3 separate regions of the Homo sapiens genome follow, and regions 1 and 3 are each linked to region 2. The links are chromatin contacts, found by Hi-C in ENCODE. All regions are on one chromosome and are shown on one strand. The core of a region is the stretch at or near the end of the contact, and the rest is flanking DNA. Distances in the headings are between cores, read along the strand shown. Region 1 holds the start of KDM1A (lysine demethylase 1A). Region 2 holds the start of USP48 (ubiquitin specific peptidase 48). Region 3 holds the start of LUZP1 (leucine zipper protein 1).

Evidence for each region. A loop is a pair of places that touch in the nucleus more often than their neighbours do. Pooled maps may share reads with other maps.
Region 1: a loop to region 2 is called in a map of gastrocnemius medialis, with 4 times the contacts of the local background. The contact joins the promoter of KDM1A here to the promoter of USP48 in region 2. A Hi-C loop is called at or near these places in 2 of 168 maps with a recorded cell type or tissue (gastrocnemius medialis and naive thymus-derived CD4-positive, alpha-beta T cell) and 9 of 50 pooled maps.
Region 3: a pooled map shows a loop between it and region 2 (12-fold over the local background). The contact joins the promoter of LUZP1 here to the promoter of USP48 in region 2. A Hi-C loop is called at or near these places in 7 of 50 pooled maps.

The regions. Positions count from the first base shown.
Region 1 is chr1:23,016,699-23,021,552 of GRCh38, forward strand. It overlaps KDM1A (lysine demethylase 1A), which reads left to right and starts at 2,770. Exons shown (of 21, transcript NM_001009999.3): 1 at 2,770-3,249. The coding sequence starts at 2,899. RefSeq lists enhancers at 2,574-3,261, 3,262-3,947 and a silencer at 3,017-3,086.
Region 2 is chr1:21,780,127-21,784,715 of GRCh38, forward strand. It overlaps USP48 (ubiquitin specific peptidase 48), which reads right to left and starts at 3,023. Exons shown (of 27, transcript NM_032236.8): 1 at 2,698-3,023. The coding sequence starts at 2,831. RefSeq lists enhancers at 1,707-1,756, 2,069-2,840, 2,317-2,416, 2,841-3,611, 3,357-3,406 and a silencer at 2,787-3,146.
Region 3 is chr1:23,166,360-23,170,938 of GRCh38, forward strand. It overlaps LUZP1 (leucine zipper protein 1), which reads right to left and starts at 2,497. Exons shown (of 4, transcript NM_001395462.2): 1 at 2,407-2,497. RefSeq lists enhancers at 1,203-1,734, 1,735-2,266, 3,342-3,391 and silencers at 1,506-1,645, 2,637-2,696.

The sequences.
Region 1 (4,854 bases), core at 1,520-4,019, 1.2 Mb after region 2:
CTCACTGTAGCCTTAAACTCCTGGGCTCAAGCAATCCTTCCACCTCGGCTTCCCAAAATGCTGGCATTACAGATGCAAGTCACTGTGCCTGGCCTTTGTTGGGTTTTTAGGTTAGTTCTCCTTTATCGTCATTACGTATAACCTGAGATACACAGTGTTGAAGTTAAATCTGTACACATACTGAATCTTTCCCTAGAATGCTTTCCTGAAAGTAGAATTACTTGGTCAAAGGGTATGTATGTTTTTAACATCTAATTTCAAGTTTTATCAAACTATTAAATGTGCAAACAAGTCAGATAGAACTACAGGATTTAAAACAAGCTCCAATCCACTGCCTCACCTCTTTCCACCGTCAAGTTCCAAGCCTTAGAGACAACCAATTCCAACTTTTTTAGCTGTTTCTTCTGTATTTACCTTGATATTTCTAAATAGTATGCTTATATTATTTTTTGATTTCTCAATTTTGACATTATGTATTTTATATATATATATATATATATATATATATATATATATATATATATATATATATATATATATACTTTTTTTGAGACGGAGTCTCGCTCTGTCGCCCAGGCTGGAGTGCAGCGGCGCGATCTCGGCTCACTGCTACCTCCGCCTCCTGGGTTCACGCCATTCTCCTGCCTCGGCCTCCGAGTAGCTGGGACTACAGGCGCCCGCCACCATGCCCGGCCAGTTTTTTTGTATTTTTAGTAGAGACGGGGTTTCACCGTGTTAGCCACGACGGTCTTGATCTCCTGACCTCGTGATCTGCCCGCCTCGGCCTCCCAAAGTGCTGGGATTACAGGCATGAGCCACCGCGCCTGGCCAACATTATGTATTATATTTTTATGGTGAAAAATAATTTAGCTCCCAAGCAGCACCTCCCCCAACAACCTCCCTACTTCCCTAAATCCTTAAAACCTTCTCATCTTTCTCCCCACAAACTTTCTTTTTTCTCCATTCTCTTAATGTAATTCTATCACTTTGGTTAAAACAATATTCACTGCTCGGCGGGGCGCGGTGGCTCACACCTGTAATCCCTGCACTTTGGGAGGCCGAGGTGGGAGGATCACTTGAGGTCAGGAGTTGGAGACAAGCCTAGCCAACATGGCGAAACCCTGTTTCTACTAAAAATACAAAAATTAGCCAGGCATGGTGGCACACGCCTGTAATCCCAGCTACTGGGGAGGCTGAGGCAGGAGAATCGCTTGAACTTGGGAGGCAGAGGTTGCATTGAGTCAAGATTGCACCCCTGCACTCCAGCCTGGGCAACAGAGCAAGACTCTGTCTCAAAAAAAAAAAGAAGAAACAAACAAACAAAAGAACAGAAAAAATAAATAAAACAATATTCACTGCTTACGTTTTTATGGTCATGTTAATACAGTTCACAGCTGAGCCATATGTTGTACTATGATTATATTTTCTTTCTTTTTCTTTTCTCTTTTTTTTTAGAAACGCAGTTTCACTATGTTGCTCAGGCTGGACTTGAATGAACTCCTAGGCTCAAGTGATTCTCCCACCTCAGTCTCTCGAGCAGCTGGTACTACAAGTGCGTGCCACGCCACTCGGATACATTTTCTTTCTTGCATAGCTTTTACTTTTTTTCCTTTCTACATTTGATTGCCTTTTTGTCTGTTTGCTTAGTTTTTTACAAAAAACAACTTTACTGAAGTACTACAGTTACATAAAACATACCTGTTTTACATGGATAGTTCATAGAGTTTTGACAAATATATACACCTATGTAACCATCACCCTAATCAAGATATAAAACATTTCCATCACCCCCAGCAAGTTCTTTCTTGTTCTTTTGCAGTCAACCCCCGACCCCCATCTCAGGCAAGGGCTGATTGGAGCCTATTACTGGAGATTAGTTTTACCAGTTCTTGAACTTCATGTAAATGGAATAATTTTTTGACAATTTCACTTCGAAGAGACAGACTATTAAAAAGACAATTGTTTGTGTAATAAGTACACGCATGCTAAAAGTACACGACCTGTTCCAGTTTTGGGTTAGCAAGGGATTCCTCGAAAAATTAAAAGAATAAACCGCTACTATCATTATTAGAAAGAATTAACCTGGAGTAGAAAGAGGTGTTATGTGGATGGGGATGGGGGACATGAAGGATGGGGGACATGGGGGATGGGGGACATGGGGGATGGGAGAAGCGCAAGACATGGAGTGCGAATGAGGTTGGGGTCCAGCCAGAAGGAAAAGCATGAACAAAGGCTTGGAGACAAGAGCAATTCCGTCTGGACTCAAACCTGGATTTCGTAACTTGTCTCCATTTTACTACCATCGAAACTGCTGTGCTCTCCAAGTTTTTTGCCCAGTCCAAGCAGGGCAATTATGAATAAGTAAGACGCTCTACCAACATATTTCAGTGTTTTCCCCCATTAGACTGTAAGTTCTTTGAAAGCTAGAACTTCATAATGTAACCCTTGTTACGTAGTAGGCAAGCATTAATAAATACTGGTTGAATTAACGAATAATTGGGTGAGTGAATGAACGAACGCACGCATGCAAACCCGAAAGTCCCTGGAGGAAATGGTCACCTTCGGAGGTTTAGTCTGGCCCAGAAGCCCTAAGACCACGGACTGTGCCAGGTCCCACTCCAAACGCCGGGGAGACGCTCTAGGCAAGCTACACGTTCTTTGCTGCGGTGCCACTCTAGCCGCGAGAACGCCGCTCTATGGCTGCGGGGGAGGGGCGGGGCTCGTGGGTGTCTCCGACCCTTTTTGTCCCGGCGCGGCGGGAGCGCGCTTGGCGCGTGCGTACGCGACGGCGGTTGGCGGCGCGCGGGCAGCGTGAAGCGAGGCGAGGCAAGGCTTTTCGGACCCACGGAGCGACAGAGCGAGCGGCCCCTACGGCCGTCGGCGGCCCGGCGGCCCGAGATGTTATCTGGGAAGAAGGCGGCAGCCGCGGCGGCGGCGGCTGCAGCGGCAGCAACCGGGACGGAGGCTGGCCCTGGGACAGCAGGCGGCTCCGAGAACGGGTCTGAGGTGGCCGCGCAGCCCGCGGGCCTGTCGGGCCCAGCCGAGGTCGGGCCGGGGGCGGTGGGGGAGCGCACACCCCGCAAGAAAGAGCCTCCGCGGGCCTCGCCCCCCGGGGGCCTGGCGGAACCGCCGGGGTCCGCAGGGCCTCAGGCCGGCCCTACTGTCGTGCCTGGGTCTGCGACCCCCATGGAAACTGGAATAGCAGAGACTCCGGAGGGGCGTCGGACCAGCCGGCGCAAGCGGGCGAAGGTAAGGCTCGACCCTTCCCTCAAACGACACCGCCTGGTGCCGAGCTTCCCCGAGGCTTCTCCGCCCTCCCCCGCCGCCGCCGGGTCTTGGGCCCTGCGACCACTCAGACCTCCCCTTGTATCGCTGCGCACGCCACGTCCCCTCTAGCTGGACGGGTGGGGTGAGAAAGGAAAAGTCTTTGCCGGTGTTGACTGCGGTCTTTGTGCTGGGTCCCGAGCGACGTGGGAAGGGGCATCGATGATTGCTGGGAGGGGTATTTTATTCCTTAGGTCTTTCTTGCACACCTTTTCATTTTCTTGACTGGAAAATGGCTCCCTGACGTGGGGTTACGGTTGGCGTTCTTGGAGACCTCACTTGTTTGTTCACAGATAGGTCTGGAAGCTGTTGGGCGATATTGATGGCGTTTCAGCTGGGTGCACGAGGGGGCTGTAGGTTGATGCTGAAGAAATCGCCTTAGCCGGGGAGATGAAAAGAAAGGGTCGTTTTTGCTTTTGTTTTTGTTTGAGCAAAACCCTGCTGTGTGGTAGGAGTTCTAGTCTTTTTTTTTTTCTTTTTTAAAATCCTCTCAGCGATCTTTTGGCGCAGAATTTTGCAGATGAGGAAGCTGCTGATTGAGAGAGCAAATAATAGTCAAAATGCAAATATATGGGAAGAAAAGATTTGACTCCAAACAGTATATACAGACAGTGACTGCCTCAAATGTCTGTGTCCTAGATGCTATATTCAGCGTGTCACCAACATTACTTTTTTTTGTTGTTGTTAAATATCAACGGGCAGGTATTGCTAGCCCTATTTTAGGAATGAGTAAACTGAGGCACACAATTTAAGCAACTTGCCTAAAGTCACAAAGCTAAATAAGTGATGGAAGTGGAATGTAATTCCCACATTCATGTTGTTACAGGGTATCATCAGCCCTTGAAACAAAGGACCACATGGGACACTGTGTGCAGGGCACTGGGGCAGTATTAGGGCGCAGACTTTAGACTTGGGCCTTTTCTGGAGATTTAATGGTCGGTCTAGTTGGAAAAAACAACCTGGATATATATGTGCGTGTAGTCAACATTTAAATAAAAATTTGCAGATTATATAATTTATGCCTGAAAAAATTGTCTACATAATTTTTAAGTGGGAATACCAAGTCAGTGTGTATGGGGAGCTTCTTGAGATGAGTATTACCCAGTCTGAGAGCTCTCATATTTATCTGCCTACTTGAGCCAACTCTCTAAAGTATAACCAGTGCTGGATGAAAGACCGTTTTGGAGGCAAGACTTTCTGGAGCTTTTACCAAAGCATGGGTTAGAAAAGCACAGAGGTTGGTGACACCAGCCCTCAGAAATGAAATAAAGGGCAGAAGTCAAGAGTGTTATTTTACGATTTCAATAGACAGGTGGCCAGAAGCCACGTATAAGATGTTTTTAAAAACAGATTTATTGGCTGGGCACAGTGGCTCACTCCTGTAATCCCTGCACTTTGGGAGGCCAAGGCGGGTGGATCACCTGTGGTCAGGAGTTCGAGACCAGCCTGGCCAACATGATGAAACCCCCGTCTCTACTAAAAATACAAAAAATTAGCCGGGCGTGGTGGCGGGCGCCTGTAATCCCAGCT
Region 2 (4,589 bases), core at 1,773-4,272:
TCAAAATAAGCAAAAGGTGGAAATAATCAAAATGTCCCTCAACTGATGAATAGATATATAAAATGTGGTATTATCCATAAAATGGAATACTACTCAGCCGTAAGGAATAAAGTAGTGACACATGCGCAGCAGGGATAACCCTTGGAAACATTACGTTAAGTGAAACCAGACACAAATGGCCACGTACTGTATAATTCCATTGCTATGAAATATTAATAGAGAAATCCAGAGACAGAAAGTAGATTAGCAGTTGCCAGGGGCTGGGCGAGGGGGGAAAATGGGAAGTGACTAACAGATGCTCAGTTTCCTTTTAGGATAATGAAAAGTTCTGGAACCAGACAGTGGTGATGGTTGTACAACACTATAAAGGTACTGAAACCCACCGAATTGTGCACTTTAAAATGGTAAACACTGTCATATGTATTTCCCAGGTATTTTTTTAATGAAATGAAGTGCTGAAACATGCTACAACATGGATGACCCTTAAATACATAAGTAAAGGAAATCAGTCACAAAAGTCCACGTATTTTAGGATTCCATTTATATGAAATGTCCAGAATAGGGAAATTTAGAGGCGGAACATACAGGGCATACAGAGCCAAGATAAGATAATTTTTTTTTTTTTTTTTTTTTTGAGACTGAGTCTCGCCCTGTTGCCCAAGCTGGAGTGCAGTGGCGTGATCTCGGCTCACCGCAACCTCCACCTCCCGGGTTCCAGGGTTCTCCTGCCTCAGCCACCCCAGTAGCTGGGATTACAGGCGCCCGCCACCACCCCCGGCTAATTTTTGTATTTTTAGTAGAGACGGGGTTTCACCATGCTGGCCAGGCTGGTCTCGAACTCCTGACCTCGTGATCCGCCCATCTCGGCCTCCCAAAGTGCTGGGATTACAGGCATGAGCCACCGCACCCGGCCTATTCTTTTTTCTTTTAAAATTTTTATTTTAAAAATTTATTTTTTTAAATTTATCCAGCGTCTCACGACGCTGTCTCGAAAAAAAAAAAAGTATCGGCCTGGCGGGCGGTGGCTCACGCCTGTAATGCCAGCACTTTGGGAGGCCAAGGCGGTCAAATTATCTGAGGTCAGGAGTTCGAGACCAGCCTGACCAACATGGAGAAACCCTGTCTCTACTAAAAATACAAAAAATAAAAATAATAAAAAAAAATTAGCCGGGCATGATGGTGCATGCCTGTAATCCCAGCTATTCAGGAGGCTGAGGCAGGAGAATCGCTTGAACCAAGGAGGCAGAGGTTGCAGTGAGCCGAGATCACGCCATTGCACTCTAGCCTGGGCAATAAGAGCGAAACACCGTCTCAATAAATAAATAAATATCAGAAATTGGCCCAGCATGGTGGCTCACGCCTGTAATCCCAGAAGAGGTGGGCAGATCGCTTGAGCCCAGAGCTCGAGACCAGCCTGGCCAACATGGCGAAAACCCGTCTCCACTAAAAATACAAAACTGAGTCGGGCGTGGTGGCCCGTGCCTCTAATCCCAGCTACTCCGGAGGCCGAGGTGGGAGGATCGCTTGAGCCTGGGAAACGGAGGTTGCAGTGAGCCGAGCTCGTGACACTGCACTCCAGCCTGTGTGACAGAGTGAGACCCTGTCTCAAAAACCACCAGAACTATTAGTAGTTTACATTATTTGGTTAGTCTGGAAACTAATTACGTTGAGAAACTGACTGAAGCTTGATTATTTCTATTATACACAGACTTCAAACATTCCAGAACTTACTGTTAAAGTCAGATTTACCCTCCTTGTGAGACAGACGCCCAGAGCTTGGACTTATTCGTTTGCTTTATAGAAACTCCCTAACTTATTTCACTTCTCATACTAGACTTTAAGCTCCAAAGCCAGAGACCATGACTTCCATTCCTTCCGGATCCCCCAGCGGAATGTAAAAACTCCAGAAAGCATTTCCTAAATGCCTGCCGAAAGACGGCTACTGAGCATGCCCGGCTTGGCCAAGTCAATTTCAACAACATTCTGAAACAAAAACTATAGTTCCCGCGTTACAAGGTGGAAAAAAGGGAATAAACGGGAGCAAAGCCTAAGGATTCAATCTATATGAGGGGGTTAAGGAAAGGTAAAGTTCAAGGGCGGCGCAGACGTGAAGGACAGCACTATCACAGCTTAAACTTGGTACTCGGTAAACTGGTGTCGAACCAGAACGACCAAAGAAAGGCTTAAAAAAAATACTAGATTAACGAGTGAGGGAAGGCCAACGGGGGTGCAGGGTATCGATGACGTAGGCTGACCACAGTTTTTTCTAAAGCTGCCCTCTACAAAAATAATACTAAGATGATCAGGCCTTCGGTGTCAACACCAACAAGATACACTGTGATGAAGCTCACTTCCAAAAAGTTCCTTTTTACAAACGAAAGAGCCGTGCTGTGGCCAAGATACCCCAACCATCAACGCTTGCTAAGCTCTCAGCTCCTGCCTTCATCTCCACCGCCATCTTCTGGATGGGAACCCAAACCTTCCTAAAGTGCTTTGGCCAGCATCACCTCCGCGCACAGCCCGGGAAGCCTGCGTTTCCCAGGTCGCGCAGACGGCGCAAAGGGGGAAACTCCACCTCGCTCGGCTCCGCGCCTCCCAAATGCACGCAAAGGGCTGCCGTCTTCCTTTCCCCTACCCCGCCCGGGCTTTCCAAGGTCCGGCGCGAGGAGCCCGCGAGGCGCGGTGCGCGGGCCTCACCTGCACACGCCGCGAATGCAGGGCTCCAGCCAGATGCGGTAAGCGGTCTCGATGTGCTCCTGCGACACCTCCTCGGGCCGCACCGTCTCCGCCCAGCGCCAGGCCGCCTTCTCCAGCTGCAGCCGCGGGGCCATGGCCTTGGCCCCAGGAACGCCTCCCGAGCCAGACCGCCGCAGCCGCCGCCGCGGTCTGCACCGCCGCCCCAATGGGCTTCGCCACCTGCCAGCAAGGAGGACCTGGCGCTCCTTCAGGCAGCTGGCCAGTCAATCACCTGTGCGCGCCACTGCCGCCGCGCCCGCCCGCGCCCGACCCGCACGACCGGCCGCAAAGCGCCGCCGTCGACACCCGACACACCCCGCGCCCGCGGACGTTAAAGGTGGACTCCCCGCCGCGCTGAGCGCATGCGCGTTCCCAGCAGCCTCTGCGCCTCCCGCGCCCCTAACCCGACGGGCTGAGGTAGAGGAAGCGTACGTCCGAGGCGGTCTTGCCACGTCCTCACTGGCACTTCTGGAAAAGCAGCGTCTCAGCCCCCGTTCAGGGCGGCGCACTACGTACCACTACTCTAACAAACCAGTGCCTCGAAAGCTATTTCTTGCCTCCGGTACTTCCCTTTTAACCATGAAGTTTTCACGCTAGAGGCTACTCAACGCACACACAGGCCCGCCCAGACTGTGGAGCGGGACCTGTTTAGAGTAGAAACCGAGTCGCCAAAGAAACCAGTGTTGGCTCTTTAGAGGGAGATTTAACTTGAGCCTAGACCGGTTCCGAACCCCTTTCCCGAGCCCTCCTGACGTCATGGGACCTTCCGGCCTTTTCCCGTGCTAGGGTGGGACTACGTGTCCCGGCATGCCCTGCGTCCTGCCACTGACTGTGAGGCATGCTGGGATTTGTAGTCTTCGAGGTGGGAGTGCTCAGTGCGCCGCAGACTGTGCGGGCGGGGGTCCGAGGTGCCAGGGTGGAGTTTCTCTGGTGCGCAAGGTCATGTTTGCTGTTGGCTCCCTTCTCAAGACTGTTACCTCTATGCCAGGATTTTCTAGTTCCTCTCTAGCTCCTGGTTTAAAACATTTCCTTTCTGCGACTCCTGCCCCAGGACATAAAGAGTAGCTTTATGAGAATTGTTTTGCAAACTGTAAAGAACTCTACTAAAGTGAGGATATTTAAGAATTTTGAATTTGAATTAGAGCTCTGCCAGAATCTAAGCGCTAACTTCTGACTCAGCTGCTTGCCTGCTGGAAAACCTTAGGCTGAATTCTTTAGATAAACATTCACTGGGCCGAGCACCGTGGCTCAAGGATCCAATCCCAGCACTTTGGGAGGCCGAGGTGGGCGGATCACCTGAGGTCAGGAGTTCGAGGCCAGCCTGACCAAAATGGAGAAACCCCGTCTCTACTAAAAATACAAAATTAGCAAGGCGCGGTCGCGCATGCCTGTAATCCCAGCTAGTCGGGAGGCAGAGGCAGGAGAATCGCTTGAACCCGGGAGGCGGAGGTTGTGGTTAGCCGAGATAACGCCATTGCACTCCAGCCTGGGCAACAAGAGTAAAACTCCGTCTCAAAAAAAACAAAAAAATTCGCTGAAGGCAGAAGAAAGTAAGATGTGGTCCCTGCCCTTGGAAGTGGGTTAGGGAGTGAGCGGTAGAAATACAAAGATCCCCATCCCAGTCTTGGGAGGCTTCGGGGTACTTGAGAAAAGGCTTCCCAGAAGTAATTCCGAAGCCCGCTTTTAACGGGTGAGTTGGACTTATCCAGGATAGAAGAAAGACACCATTCCAGAAAAAAAGAAACCACAAGGAGCAAAGGCACAGAAGAGAAAAGCTTGGCGTGAGAGGGCCACAATTTCTGAGACAGGGACAGGTGAGAGTTATGGCTTGAAAGGAAGACCTTGCCGCCGGG
Region 3 (4,579 bases), core at 1,247-3,746, 1.4 Mb after region 2:
AAACAGGGATGCTGACTGGGAGCGGTGGCTCACACCTGTAATCCCAGCACTTTGGGAGGCCGAGGCGGGCAGATCACTTGAGGTCAGGAGTTCGAAACCAACCCGGCCAACATGGTGAAACCCCATCTCCACTAAAAATACAAAAATTAACCGGGCAAGGTGGCACACACCTGTAATCCCAGCTACTCGGGAGGCTGAGGCAGGAGAATAGCTTAAACATGAGAGGCGGAGGTTGCAGTGAGCCGAGATCGCACCACTGCACTACAGCCTGGGTGACACAGAGCACTCCGTCTCAAAAAAAAAAAAAAAAAAAAAAAAGGGATGCTAACTACCACCTCACAAAATTCTTGGGAAGACTGCCTAAGATCTATACCACCTAGCATAATTACTGGGTACAGAATAGGCAACTCAACAACATTAGTTCCTTTTCTTGGTCTTAAATTATTTAAGATTAAGAAAACACCTCATAATCAACGAAGGCTAATTAACAATCCGCATTATTAATCACTGGTCAACAATGAACCTGTGTTTGCTGCCTTCTTCATACTCCAACCCATTCCCTTCCCAGCTCACTATTTCCAGCTTTTCAAACTTTAGTTACTATGTTTAGAAAAGTGATTTAATTTTAGAAACCTGGAAAATTCTTCTAGGAGTAAATTCTTCTAGGAGTAAATTGAGCAAAACCTTAATCTGCCCCCAGGGGAATTCTGAGCAAAACAATTATTTCTGACAAAAGAAGAATTTTCTATGGGGGTAATTCAATTTAACCACATGAATACTACCAAAGTTGCAAACAAGGTGACAGAAGGCAATCTGGAACACACCTTCCAGATTCCCCAAAAAGAAATGTCCTCCTAAAATCCAAACCCCTCCCTCCCTAATTTGAGGTAGTCAAATCTTATTAGGTGATCTGAATTCTCCCGGCTCTGACACCAGTCCAGCTCCTTAGGCCAGAACTGCAGCCGTCTGTAAAAGAAATACCCTGAGCAAACCCCACCCCTCAAAACATCCCCAAAAGGCAGGGAGGTCCAGAGAGTATTTTCTCCTCCAACGACAGATAAGGCACCAAGGGCTCAGCAGCGCAATCCTTCTCCCAAGGTCATTCAAGTCAGTGAAGGTGCGACGGTGGAGCTGCAGGCAGTCTGGCCTTCTGGAAATCACACTACAGGGGTTTTGGGGGTGCCTACTCTCTTCCCCTCTCCCACCCGCAAGGGTGAGCACTGGCCTCGGCATTCCCGAAACAAGCCACAACAAGCTCTGCAGTGTTAGGAAAGGGGTTGACGCGATGAAGAAACAGATGCTCCAAAGCAAGATGGTCTTTCTCGGCTCACAGAGGCTCCTCCAAGGTTATGCACAGAAACCGCAGCCACCTCCAAGAGCTCTAAACCGGGCTCCGAAGCCCCAGCGCGGCCGCTGCGGGTCGCCAGGTTCCCTGCAGGCAGGCTCCGCAGCCAGAGGCCACCAGCCCCAGAAACCGCACTTCATTCCTGCGCTCCGGGAAGCCATGGCTCCTTCCCTGCCCGGGCGGCTGGGCGGGGGCCGGGGGTGCGCCGGGAGGCGGGCCCCGCGCTGCGGAAAGTTCACCGCGGCGGGCGGGGGGAGGCCCCGGCCCCGCTCGCCGGCGTCCCCCTGCAGATTCCACCATTAATTAGTCCTAAGGACTGTCTACTGGCAACTTAAACAAAGCGAATGCCTCGAATTCCTTCCCGGCCCAGCGGTCTGGCTGCGAGACCAGCAGAGCGCCCGGGACGCGGGCCGGCGCGGCCGACAGCTGCGGCGGCCGCGGGACCCCTCCCCGCCCGGCCCGCGGCCCGCGCCCCGCGCCCGCAGCTGGCCCCGCACGCCGGCCCGACGCGCTCCCAAACCGCCCTCCTCCTCCTGCTGCTGCAGCTCCCGGGCCCTTCCTGTCTGATCACTTCCTTCCTCCGGTGCCCGCCGGGCCCCGCGCAGCCCCCTCCACGGCCGCCTCGTCGCCCCCCGCCCCTGTCGGCCCGCGCCCCCTCCCCCAACCCCAAACTCTACCCCCGAAACTCTTCGCCGCCCCCTCGAAAATGTCTCCTCCGCGTCTCTGCCCCAAACATTTCTCCTCAGAGTCTCGCTCCCACCAAGAAGTCTCCTCAGAACCTTCCCTCCCCCTCCCGAGGAAAAATCTCCTCAGAGTCTCTTCCTCCAACTCCACAAACATGTGCTGGGTCTCGCCCCAAAAGGTCTCCTCCTGAGCCCTTCCTCCAAAATCCATTCCAACTCTCCCCCAACTCCACACCCCATCTCTCCTCGGCTGCGCCCGCGGTTTCTTCTGCCCCGTGGCCGCGGGTGCCCCGACCTCACCCGGGACCGGCCTCCCAACCCCGCCGCCCTCCCCTCCCCGCGCCGCGCTCCCGCCGCCGCCGCCTCACGGACCCTCACCTCTGCGGCCCCGAACCGCGCTCCCGCCAGCGAAGGGTTCCGCCGCTCAGCTGCCAGCGACCGGCGCCTCCTCTGGCTCCGCGGGACTGACAATGAGGGGCGGGGCCAAATTGTGACGTCAGCGTTCTGGAAGGCGGGGTCTTTGTGATGGGCGGGGTTGTCTGTAGGCCCCGCCCCCTCCGTCCTTTTTTTCCCTTCCCAGGACTTAGACTCCACCAAGTTTTTATTGCCTCCGTAGCTGGGTCCTGTGCTAGGCGCCCTGGGAAATCGAAATGGAAGACAAGACTTCTCGATTTCAGGAGGGACACTTTCGGCCCGCGTGGTGGCTCAAGTCTGTAATCCCAGAACTTTGGGAGGCTGAGGCGGACGGATCGCTTAAACTCAGAAGTTCGAGACCAGCCTGGGCAACATGGCGAAACCCCATCTCTATAAAAAATACAAAAATTAGCCGGGAGTGGTGGCGCCCGCCGGTAAGCTAAAGTAGGAGGATCGCTTGAGCCGAGGGAGGTCGAGGCTGCAGTGAGCCGTGATCGTGCCACTGCACTCCGGCGTGGGTGACAGAGTGAGACCCTGTCTCAAAAGAAAAAGAAAAAAGCGGGACACTCTCAGTAGGGTTGTGAGGATTAAATGAGATAATCAATGGAAAGGTGCTTAGCCTAGAACCTGATATGGAATAATCACTCAACAAATCCTATTTCTATTACTCTGCAAATGCAGAGAAGGAACTCAGCTCAGACTCGGGAGGCATGGGTTCCCGTCCCCCACTGTGCTATTAATTCTTTGTGTGATGCTAGACAAGTACTTTCCCATCTATGTTCCCGATTTTCATCTTCTTTAAAATGGGAAGGGGGAATAACCAGATGATCTCAAAATCCCCTCCCATACTTCTATGACATACTTCCTTTAAGTCTACTATCTAAAAGGCACCTAGTGCCCTGAGAAGCCAGGAGGAAGGCTTCAAAGACAGCCCAAGACCCACACCCAGCATAGTACAGGACACAGCCAGAGACTGCTCTCGCTGCGGATGCCCTCCCACACGCTGGCACGCAGCAGCATTCACAAGCCAGGACACAGATGGGCTGAGGGCTGCTTCCTCTCTGACTACAGCAGCATGGTTGGTCTCTTGAGACATCTCTTGTGTAAGCTCTTTATTGCCTATGGAATAAAGGCCAAAGCCCTGGCCTGGTATGATCACTTCCTACCTTTACACACACACACACACACACACACACACAAAGTTTATCCAAACTTCTCTTAGCACACCCACTGCTTTCCCACATTTGACCCTTTGCTGAAGCTCTTCCCCTGCTGTCTCACCTCCCAGCTTCTCCCAGCCAGAAAGCAATCCTCCCTGTTCTGAATAACCAATAACATTGTGTTTAACCCTCACGTGGGCATGAACACTACAACTTATAAAGAACTGACCTCCCATTTGTTTCTTAGCACTTCCTGGAGGTCAGAACCCACACATGTTTGTGGAGCTCAAGCTCTGATGCCAGAAAACCCTGGGATCATATGTTCTGGGGTCATAATAGCCATCTCTGAGCCTGTCTTCTCATCTATAAAATGGGGATAATAATATAGTCTTGTGGTGTTTGTTTTAAAATTACCTAAGATACTGTATGGAAAACATCAGGCACAGTGTTCCACAAACAATATGAACAATATGATTGTCATTCTTATTTTCTTTTTCTTTCTTTTTTTTTTTTTTTTTTTTTGAGACGAATTTTCTCTCTTGTCGCCCAGGCTGGAGTGCAGTGGCACGATCTCAGTTCACTGCAACCTCTGCCTTCCAGGTTCAAGAGATTCTCCTGCCTCAGCCTCCCAAGTAGCTGGGATTACCGGCACTTGCCACCACACCTGGCTAATTTTTGTATTTTTAGTAGAGACGGTGTTTCACCATGTTGGCCACGCTGGTCTCGAACTCCTGACCTCAGGTGATCCACTCACCTTGGCCTCCGTAAGTGCTAGGATTACAGACGTGAGCCACCACATCAGGCCCCTGTCATTCTTATTTTCAGTAGTATTATATTGACCAGGCGCGGTTGCTCATGCCTGCAATCCCACCACTTTGGGAGGATCACTTGAGTCCAGGGGGATGGATCACTTGAGTCCAGGAGTTTGAGACCAGCCTGGGCAACATGGCAAAACCCCGTCTTTACAAAAAATACTA